Regions from separate parts of the Homo sapiens genome. Here regions 1 and 3 are each linked to region 2. A link is a contact called in ENCODE Hi-C or POLR2A ChIA-PET data. All regions are on one chromosome and are shown on one strand. The core of a region is the stretch at or near the end of the contact, and the rest is flanking DNA. Distances in the headings are between cores, read along the strand shown. Region 1 has its middle 17 kb from the start of TPRKB. Region 2 has its middle 28 kb from the start of BOLA3. Region 3 holds the start of AUP1 (AUP1 lipid droplet regulating VLDL assembly factor).

Evidence for each region. Hi-C counts contacts between places; a loop is a spot of excess contacts on that map. ChIA-PET counts read pairs that join two places held with the same protein, here RNA polymerase II (POLR2A). Pooled maps may share reads with other maps.
Region 1: a pooled map shows a loop between it and region 2 (2.5-fold over the local background). The contact joins two enhancer-like sites. A Hi-C loop is called at or near these places in 2 of 50 pooled maps. POLR2A ChIA-PET finds 5 or more read pairs at or near these places in 3 of 52 experiments (GM10248, Panc1 and activated CD8-positive, alpha-beta memory T cell).
Region 3: a loop to region 2 is called in a pooled map, with 7 times the contacts of the local background. The contact joins the promoter of AUP1 here to the enhancer-like site in region 2. A Hi-C loop is called at or near these places in 6 of 50 pooled maps. POLR2A ChIA-PET finds 5 or more read pairs at or near these places in 2 of 52 experiments (HepG2 and MCF 10A).

What each region holds. Positions count from the first base shown.
Region 1 is chr2:73,752,785-73,755,484 of GRCh38, forward strand. No RefSeq gene overlaps it. Among named protein-coding and RNA genes, the nearest start is that of TPRKB, 17 kb to the left of the region's middle. RefSeq lists a silencer at 1,214-1,397. Within about 2 kb of position 1,292, at least 2 of the 41 ENCODE cell types and tissues checked have a DNase peak (open chromatin) inside an H3K27ac peak, as active enhancers do.
Region 2 is chr2:74,118,912-74,121,611 of GRCh38, forward strand. It overlaps a transcript of TET3 not described here and the pseudogene FNBP1P1. Among named protein-coding and RNA genes, the nearest start is that of BOLA3, 28 kb to the right of the region's middle. RefSeq lists an enhancer at 1,359-1,718. Within about 2 kb of position 1,385, at least 35 of the 41 ENCODE cell types and tissues checked have a DNase peak (open chromatin) inside an H3K27ac peak, as active enhancers do.
Region 3 is chr2:74,528,309-74,531,008 of GRCh38, forward strand. It overlaps AUP1 (AUP1 lipid droplet regulating VLDL assembly factor), which reads right to left and starts at 1,398. Exons shown (of 12, transcript NM_181575.5): 1 at 1,272-1,398; 2 at 1,054-1,191; 3 at 824-974; 4 at 443-627; 5 at 109-181; 6 at 1-13. The coding sequence starts at 1,321. It overlaps HTRA2 (HtrA serine peptidase 2), which reads left to right and starts at 1,625. Exons shown (of 8, transcript NM_013247.5): 1 at 1,625-2,204; 2 at 2,309-2,513; 3 at 2,603-2,700. The coding sequence starts at 1,699. RefSeq lists enhancers at 842-1,671, 844-1,726, 2,182-2,311, 2,332-2,401, 2,432-2,511 and 1 more and a silencer at 1,702-1,791.

The DNA.
Region 1 (2,700 bases), core at 42-2,541, 370 kb before region 2:
AAAAGGTAAATGGGATCCTTGGGTTGCCAATCTCACATTTAGTGGACTTAGCTTTTAAAGTGTACTATGCTCAGGATGAGGCTCAGGAAAGTGCAAATTGAAGCAACAAGTAACTCACTGGCAGCTGTGCTTGACTACCAACCTAGGGGAAAAGGAAGAAATCAAAGAGCGGCTCACGCCCCCTTCAGAAAAAAAACCAATATGCCTATTGTAAGAAGGAGGGACACTGGAAAAAGGGCTGTCCCAAATTGACCAAAGCAGCTAGCAAGTGCAGTGTCCCTCAAAATCAGATGAGGAGAGAGAATAATATTTAGATGAAGACTGATGTGTCCCAGGGACTCCCTTAGACTTGGAGCAACCAGTGGCTATATCCCCACAGGATTCCTAGATACAACTGACAGTGGGGAACAGAATGATTGACTTTTTACTTGACACAGTGCCACATATTAATTAATTAACAATTGTCTCTCTCCAGCTTTGGGAAAAACCATTACTGTTACACGGATATTGGGAGACACCATTATCCCTTTCTACAATCTTCAGGTTACCATTTACGAGAGACCGGCCTAGGGCATAGTTTCTTGTACATGCTTAATGCCCAGTGCCCCTCCTGGGCTGGGATTTGCTTGCCAAATTGTATGCTCAACTTGTCTTTCCCCCCAGATGCCTAGATATAATGATTCCTTCTGAACAAGTTTGCAGGTTTCAAATACTCCTGCTGCAACCAGAAAACGAAGAGGTTCAGGACATTCCAGAAGAAATTCTCACACAGGTAAGGAGAGATGTTTGGGCCCAAGGGAAGCCAGGGAGAGTGGTCACAGCCAAACCCATAAAAATTAAAAGAGAGACACAGAATACCCATTAAAGGAAGTGGCATGAAAGGGTATTCAACCACTCTTGGAAGGCTTTTTTGGCACAAGGACTGATTTGGTCCTGTAATTCTCCCTTTAACATTCCTGTTCTACGGTGGGCAGCAAGCCACCCAGGTGCTGAGGCAAGAGACCGAGGGCACAAGTTGTTCCAGTATAATAAAATATATAAAACAACAAGAGTTATACTAGATCTAAATCATAGACATGATTATATATGAATATCATTAATCATTAGTTTGTAGCAATTACTCTTTATTCCAATACTGTAATAATCCTCGCTCTATAATCATAACCTAGGAAAAACCAGGCCATACAGAGATAGGAACCGAAGGGACATAGTGAGTGAGAAGTGATCAGAAGACAAGAGTGCAAGCCTTCTGTTATGCCCGGACAGGGCCACCAGAGGGCTCCTTGGTCTAGTGGTAATGCCAGCGTCTGGGAAGACGCCCATTGCCAAGCAGACCGTGGTCTAGCAGTAGCATCAGTGTCAAGGAAAAACACCCGCTACTTAGCAGACCGGGAAAGGGAGTCTCCCTTTCCCTGGGGGAGTTTAGAGGAGATTCTACTCCTCCACCTCTTATGGAGGGCCTGACATCAGTCAGGCCCGCCCGCAGTTATCCGGAGGCCTGACCCTGTCTCCCTGTGATGCTGTGCTTCAGTGGTCACGCTCCTAGTCTGCTTTCAAGTTCCATCCTGTACACCTGGCTCTGCCTTTTAGATAACAGTAGCAAAATTAATGAAAGTACTAAAAGTCTCTGATATGCAGAAATAATGGCGTAAGCTGTCTCTCTCTCGCTCTCCCTCTCTCTGCCTCGGCTGCCAGGCAGGGAAGGGCCCCCTGTCCAGTGGACACGTGACTCACGTGACCTTATCAATCACTAGAGATGACTCACACTCTTTACCCTGCCCCTTTTGCCTTGTATCCAATAAATAACAGTGCAGCCAGGCATTCGGGGCTACTACTGGTCTCTGCATCTTGGTGGTAGTGGTCCCCCAGGCCCAGCTGTCTTTTATCTCTTTGTCTTGTGTCTTTATTTCTACAATCTCTCGTCTCCACACATGGGGAGAAAAACCCACTGACCCTGTGGGGCTGGTCCCTACATCTTACCATCATGCAAGTCCCATTAAGACAACTACAGTTTCGGCTGGGCGTGGTGGCTCACGCCTGTAATCCCAGCACTTTGGGAGGCCGAGGCGGGCGGATCACGAGGTCAGGAGATCAAGACCATCCTGGCTAACATGGTAAACCCCATCTCTACTAAAAATACAAAAAAGTTAGCCAGGCGTGGTGGCAGGCACCTGTAGTCCCAGCTACTCAGGAGGCTGAGGCAGGAGAATGGCTTGAACCTGGGAGGCGGAGCTTGCAGTGAGCCGAAATCGTGCCACTGCACTCCAGGCTGGGTGACAGAGCGAGATTCGTCTCAAAAAAAAAAAAGACAACTACAGTTTGTACAAGACTTAGGGCCAGTAATGAAACAGTCTAGGACATACACCCTATGGTAACTAACCCCTATAGCTTGCTGATCACTTTGTCAGGAGAACTAGGTTGGTTTACAGATTTGGACTGTAAAGATGCCTTATTTTGCATTAGACAAGGAGACACAAGAGATCTTTGAATTTGAATCTCTGAGGCTGGGACACAGGTCAATCAGCAGTACTGTTATCTCAAGGATTTAAAAATTCCCCCACAATCTTTGGGAAATTTTTGGCATGGAACTTAACGGACATCTGGCTGACAGAAGGAACGCTTTTACAATATGTGGATGAAATCTGTGTTGCAAGACCTTCAGAGCTTTCCTTGAAAATACCATTCAAATACTGAATTTCC
Region 2 (2,700 bases), core at 135-2,634:
GCAATAATGTCTCTTATAATTGTGTTTTCCTCCTAAACCAAGACTCAAACCAAGATCCAGTCCAGAATCACACCATGCATGTAAGTTGTAGTTTCTTGACCCTTCTTTGATCTGCAGACTGCTGCCCTATCACTTTGTTCTTTCACAATATTGCCAACTTTTGGCTGGGTGCGGTGGCTCACGCCTGTAATCCCAGCACTTTGGGAGGCTGAGGCGGGATCACTTGAGGTCAGGAGTTTGAGACCACCCTGGCCAACATAGTGAAACCCTGGCTCTACTAAAAATCCAAAAATTAGCTGGGTATGGTGTCACGTGCCTGTAATCCCAGATACTTCGGAGGCTGAGGCAGGAGAATTGCTTGAACCGGGGAGGCGGAGGTTGCAGTGAGCCGAGATCGCACCACTGCACTTCAGCCTGGGAGACAGAGTGAGACTCTATCTCAAAAAAAAAAAAAAAAAAGATATTGCCATCTTTTAAGAACTCAAGTCAATTGCTTTGCAGAATGTTCCTCAATTTTGATTTGTCTGATTGTTTCTTCATTAATCAGGTTGAGCCTATTAGAAATACTACCCAGATGATGTGTGTTCTTCCTGTTCCTCACACCAGGAGGCACACAGTCTCAGTTTGTCCTATTACTGGAAATGCTAAGTTTGACTTTTGGCTAAGGCAATGTCCAGCAAATGTCTCCATTGCCTGAAAAATTTCCCCTTTATAATTAATAAGTAATCCAGGAGGTGTTACTTTAAGACTGTGTGAATAACCTATTCCCAGTCTTTCACCTAATAGTTTCAGCTTCCACTGGTGATTCTTGGCTGAATCAATTATTACCACGATTGCTGCAAAATGGTGGATTTCCAATTTTATAATTCCTATATTTATTGGTTGTCATTCTACTGTTTTGAAAAAGCATCTTTACTTCTCTCTCCTTTTATATTAATATTAGTGTAGTAGTTGTGGTAATATGAACCCATGGATTCTTTTTAATTGAATGTTTTAAATACTTGTCAAATTATACAAAATTCAACCAACGGCAGCCCCTTCAAACTTATTCCTGTGGCCTTTTGACATTCCTTGGGTGCTTCTGTTTTCTGTTACAGGCCTGAGGTGTCAGCAGGAAAGACGTACTAGTGGCCCCTGAAGCCCTGTTACCTCGGGCCTCTAGGACTTTCGATAGGCCGCCTCCCTTCTCTTAAGAGCCCACAGGTTGGACCTCCAGGTTCTTCCCTGGGTGCTCCCGGAAGGACGCTGCTTCGGGCTCCTCCCGGGGGAACTCCATTCTAGGCGCCCGGCTCCCGGCTCCCCCGCCCGCCCAACCCCGGAGCGCTCCATTCTCCTTGCCAGGCTGCAAACTCCGCCTCCGGTCGCTCTGGCCGACGGCCTCCACGGCGGCAGGGGGCGACCTCTCGGCAAGACTTTCCGCCGGGGTCCCAGCCCGGCAGGAGCTTCCGGAGAGATGGCGGGCGACGTCCGTACCTCTCCGTCTTTCCCTCCTGGGCTGGTGCCGTGGCTACGCCCCGGCCGCTCCACACACCTACCCGGGGGGAACGTGTGCCTGGGCCGCTGGAGTCGCGAATGGCCGGTTATTCACACGTTCAAGTACCCAAGGCAGGCGGCCCTGCAGGCGTCGTCGCGGGTTCTTCCGGCCATCTTGTTGAGGAGGGACCGGAAGGAGGAGCGGCTGAGGAGCCCAAGGAGCGGGGCGGCGGCCACTAGGAGCTCAGGAGGCAAGGGCGTGGCCGAGTGGGACCCACTTGCCTGCCTGGACCCAGAACTCTGGGATCAGTTTGACAACTTAGAAAATCGATAGTCTTGAGAAATTCATCATATCTGCCAAGGAAAGGACTGAGATTGAACTCAGCTATACAAAACAACTCAGGAATCTTTTAAAGACATGCCAACCTAAAAGGAACTGGAAGGAGAAAGAATACATTACGTAAAACTCTCCTTCCCTCCCTGTGAACAAAATGAGTGATCACGCTAGGCAGCATTAAGTTATCTTCTTTGAGGTCTTGAACTTTCAGATCACCGTGGAGTTACAAGGGCATGTTCAAAACCAAAAGCAGGAGAGGAAATCTCACTTTCATGATGCCCAGAAGGCACAACCACCGACAGAGACTTGATGGAAGCAACTTGAGGCAAGTAAAAGACAATTGAGATTATAAAAAGGCTGCTGAGCACATCAGTATTTTGAGAAAATGCCATATGTTTTAAAAACACGTTTTTAAAAGTCGATGTTGAAAAAGGCACACCACCAAGCTGCGAAAACATCACCAATGGCAGAAGACGGCAGACTACTCAATGAGAATTGAATTACTCATCAATTCAAGAAATTTGACACTGAGCTGCAGGAATTTTACCATCCTAATAGTTCCAACAACTTCCAGAAAATACAAGAGATAGAGGGAAAGAGGATAGTGAGAATGAGAGAATCAGTGAAGACATATGTAGCGATTGGGCAACAGGTGATAGCAATCAATAGGAGATGCTTGGAGAGAATAGTAAAGGCAACTGAATCAATGATCAGAAAAATGTCACAGCTGGTAATAAAAACTTTCAAGTCAGAGTGTGAGCCTCCTGGAGACATCTGAGGACTACACTCTGCCAATAAGGTGCTTGATAATAGTCTTTCAGATTTCTGAGGAGAAGGCAAACCAGGGTCAGCTGTGGTGGCAAATTGAAAGGAAACTTCTGGCTGTTCAT
Region 3 (2,700 bases), core at 148-2,647, 410 kb after region 2:
CATCTGACACCGTCTGAGGGGAGGGCATGAGATGAGGCCTAAGCCAGGGCCAGGGATGGGAAATTTCCCCTTCAAGCCCCAGAGATTCCCTGTTCAACACACACTCACCACAGAGACCAGGGGTCTCTGAACTTGCAGGGTAAGAGGTTGTACCACATCTTGGATAGAAAATGGCCAGGAACTAGAAGAGGAAGGAGAAAGTAGGATGGGAATCCAGCCAGCCTAGTCAGCAGCTCACACCTGCCTTATAACAGGCAACTGTCAAACTCTACAAGCACATAATTGAAGAATGAAGGGATTCAGGAGAAAGAACTTAAAGTGGACAGAAAGGAAATGAACTGGAGATGATGGGGTCTAAGGGCCGAAGAAAGTTGTAAAAACTCAAGGGCCCACAAGCTTGACCACCTACCCAGCTGGCGCCCCATACCTGTGCTAAACCCACCTGAAGCGCAGGAGCCCCTCCCGGCCATTGGTGGCCTCTTCCTCAGGGAATAGCAGCAGAGGAGTGGGGGGAAGCCTCGTGGAAGCACAGAATCTCTTGAGTGACTCCACCAACTCCCCCCGCCCATTCATCTCCATGAAGCCCCGAGACCAGCACACAAAGCTGGGGGGACTATTGAGTAGAGGCTGGGAACCAGGAGAAGAGAAAGCAAGAAGAAAAATATTGAGGAAAATGAAAAAAAAAACTGACATGTTGGGTAGAGGATCGGGGTTAGGGGTAAGGCTCAGTATCCTCCATGGGGAACGCGAGTGGGGACAGGGGGGCCTTCAGCTGGGCCCCAGGGAACCGCCCCGTGGCGCTCTCGGCCTCGCTCTCACTCACGGTGCTACAGGTGGTAAGCAAATTGACTATGTTGTGGTCGAAAGGTGTCACATGGTTGGAAATGAGGACCCTGACACTGTGATCCCGGAGTCCGGAGTCCTCCTGCCGGGCCACGAGCCCTAGCACCGCACACATGGTCCGCACTACGAATCTGGGGACACAGGAGGTGGTGACTGTGTGGCCTCGGGCCAGACCCAGCTCTGACACTCCCCGAACGCCCGCGTCGGAACCTGCGAAGGACGCTGTCTGGCAGCGCGCAGCTGACCAGGAAGACGTGGATCCCGAGAAAGAGGCGCAGGACGAGGAGGCAGAACCCGACTGGCGCGTAGAGCAGCAGCACGAGCAGTAGGAAGCAGTCACCCGGAAGCCTGGGGGCGAGAGGCGAAGTGGTCAGGCGCCGAAGGCCGAGAGCACGCGGGGATCGGTCTCTTCCCGCCGGGTCTCTTACCGGTGCGAGTCAAAGAGCCGCTCCGGCCCCGGCCCTGAGGGAAGCTCCATAACTGCTGCTTCAGGAGCGCCCGGCCGTCGCCGCCGCCGCCATTTTCGCGCCCGGCCGCAGGGGCTCTTGGGAAGGCGGAGTCTTTGGGCATCCGCCCGGGGTGAGGGGACCCGAAGTCCTGAGGCGCGCCGGAAGGGCTAGCGGTCCCAGCATACCCCGCGGCCCCTTGGGCCGTCTCACAACTCGCGTCCGGCGGAGACCACAATTCCCGGCATTCGTGGGGCAGGGAGGAGTCGGCCTCCCGGAATCCTGGTCCCGGCGTGCACTTCTGAAGGACTTCAGGTACCGGCGTGCCCCGCGTCCTACTGTCCGCCTGCTCGCGTCCTGGGTGCCGCCTCTGAGTAGGGCGGGCGAGGAGGCAGCCAAGGCGGAGCTGATGGCTGCGCCGAGGGCGGGGCGGGGTGCAGGCTGGAGCCTTCGGGCATGGCGGGCTTTGGGGGGCATTCGCTGGGGGAGGAGACCCCGTTTGACCCCTGACCTCCGGGCCCTGCTGACGTCAGGAACTTCTGACCCCCGGGCCCGAGTGACTTATGGGACCCCCAGTCTCTGGGCCCGGTTGTCTGTTGGGGTCACTGAACCCCGAGCATGCCTGACGTCTGGGACCCCGGGTCCCCGGGCACAACTGACTGCGGTGACCCCAGATACCAGGACCCGGGAGGCCTCAGAGAACTCTGGAACCCGTTCGCGCGCGTGGCTGGCGGTGGCGCTGGGCGCTGGGGGGGCAGTGCTGTTGTTGTTGTGGGGCGGGGGTCGGGGTCCTCCGGCCGTCCTCGCCGCCGTCCCTAGCCCGCCGCCCGCTTCTCCCCGGAGTCAGTACAACTTCATCGCAGATGTGGTGGAGAAGACAGCACCTGCCGTGGTCTATATCGAGATCCTGGACCGGTAATGGTGGGGGTAGACCGGGAGGCACTGAAGCCACAGGCTGGAGGGCGGGCGGGTAGGAGGGGTCAGAGCCTCCTCTTATCTGTGCTTTCCCTCCATTTCAGGCACCCTTTCTTGGGCCGCGAGGTCCCTATCTCGAACGGCTCAGGATTCGTGGTGGCTGCCGATGGGCTCATTGTCACCAACGCCCATGTGGTGGCTGATCGGCGCAGAGTCCGTGTGAGACTGCTAAGCGGCGACACGTATGAGGCCGTGGTCACAGCTGTGGATCCCGTGGCAGACATCGCAACGCTGAGGATTCAGACTAAGGTGGGGGCTGGGGTAGGCCAGGTCTGGTTGGAGCTGCTTATTTGCTCGCATCTTCAGATGACAGGTCTCTTTTACCCATTCTCCCTTAGGAGCCTCTCCCCACGCTGCCTCTGGGACGCTCAGCTGATGTCCGGCAAGGGGAGTTTGTTGTTGCCATGGGAAGTCCCTTTGCACTGCAGAACACGAT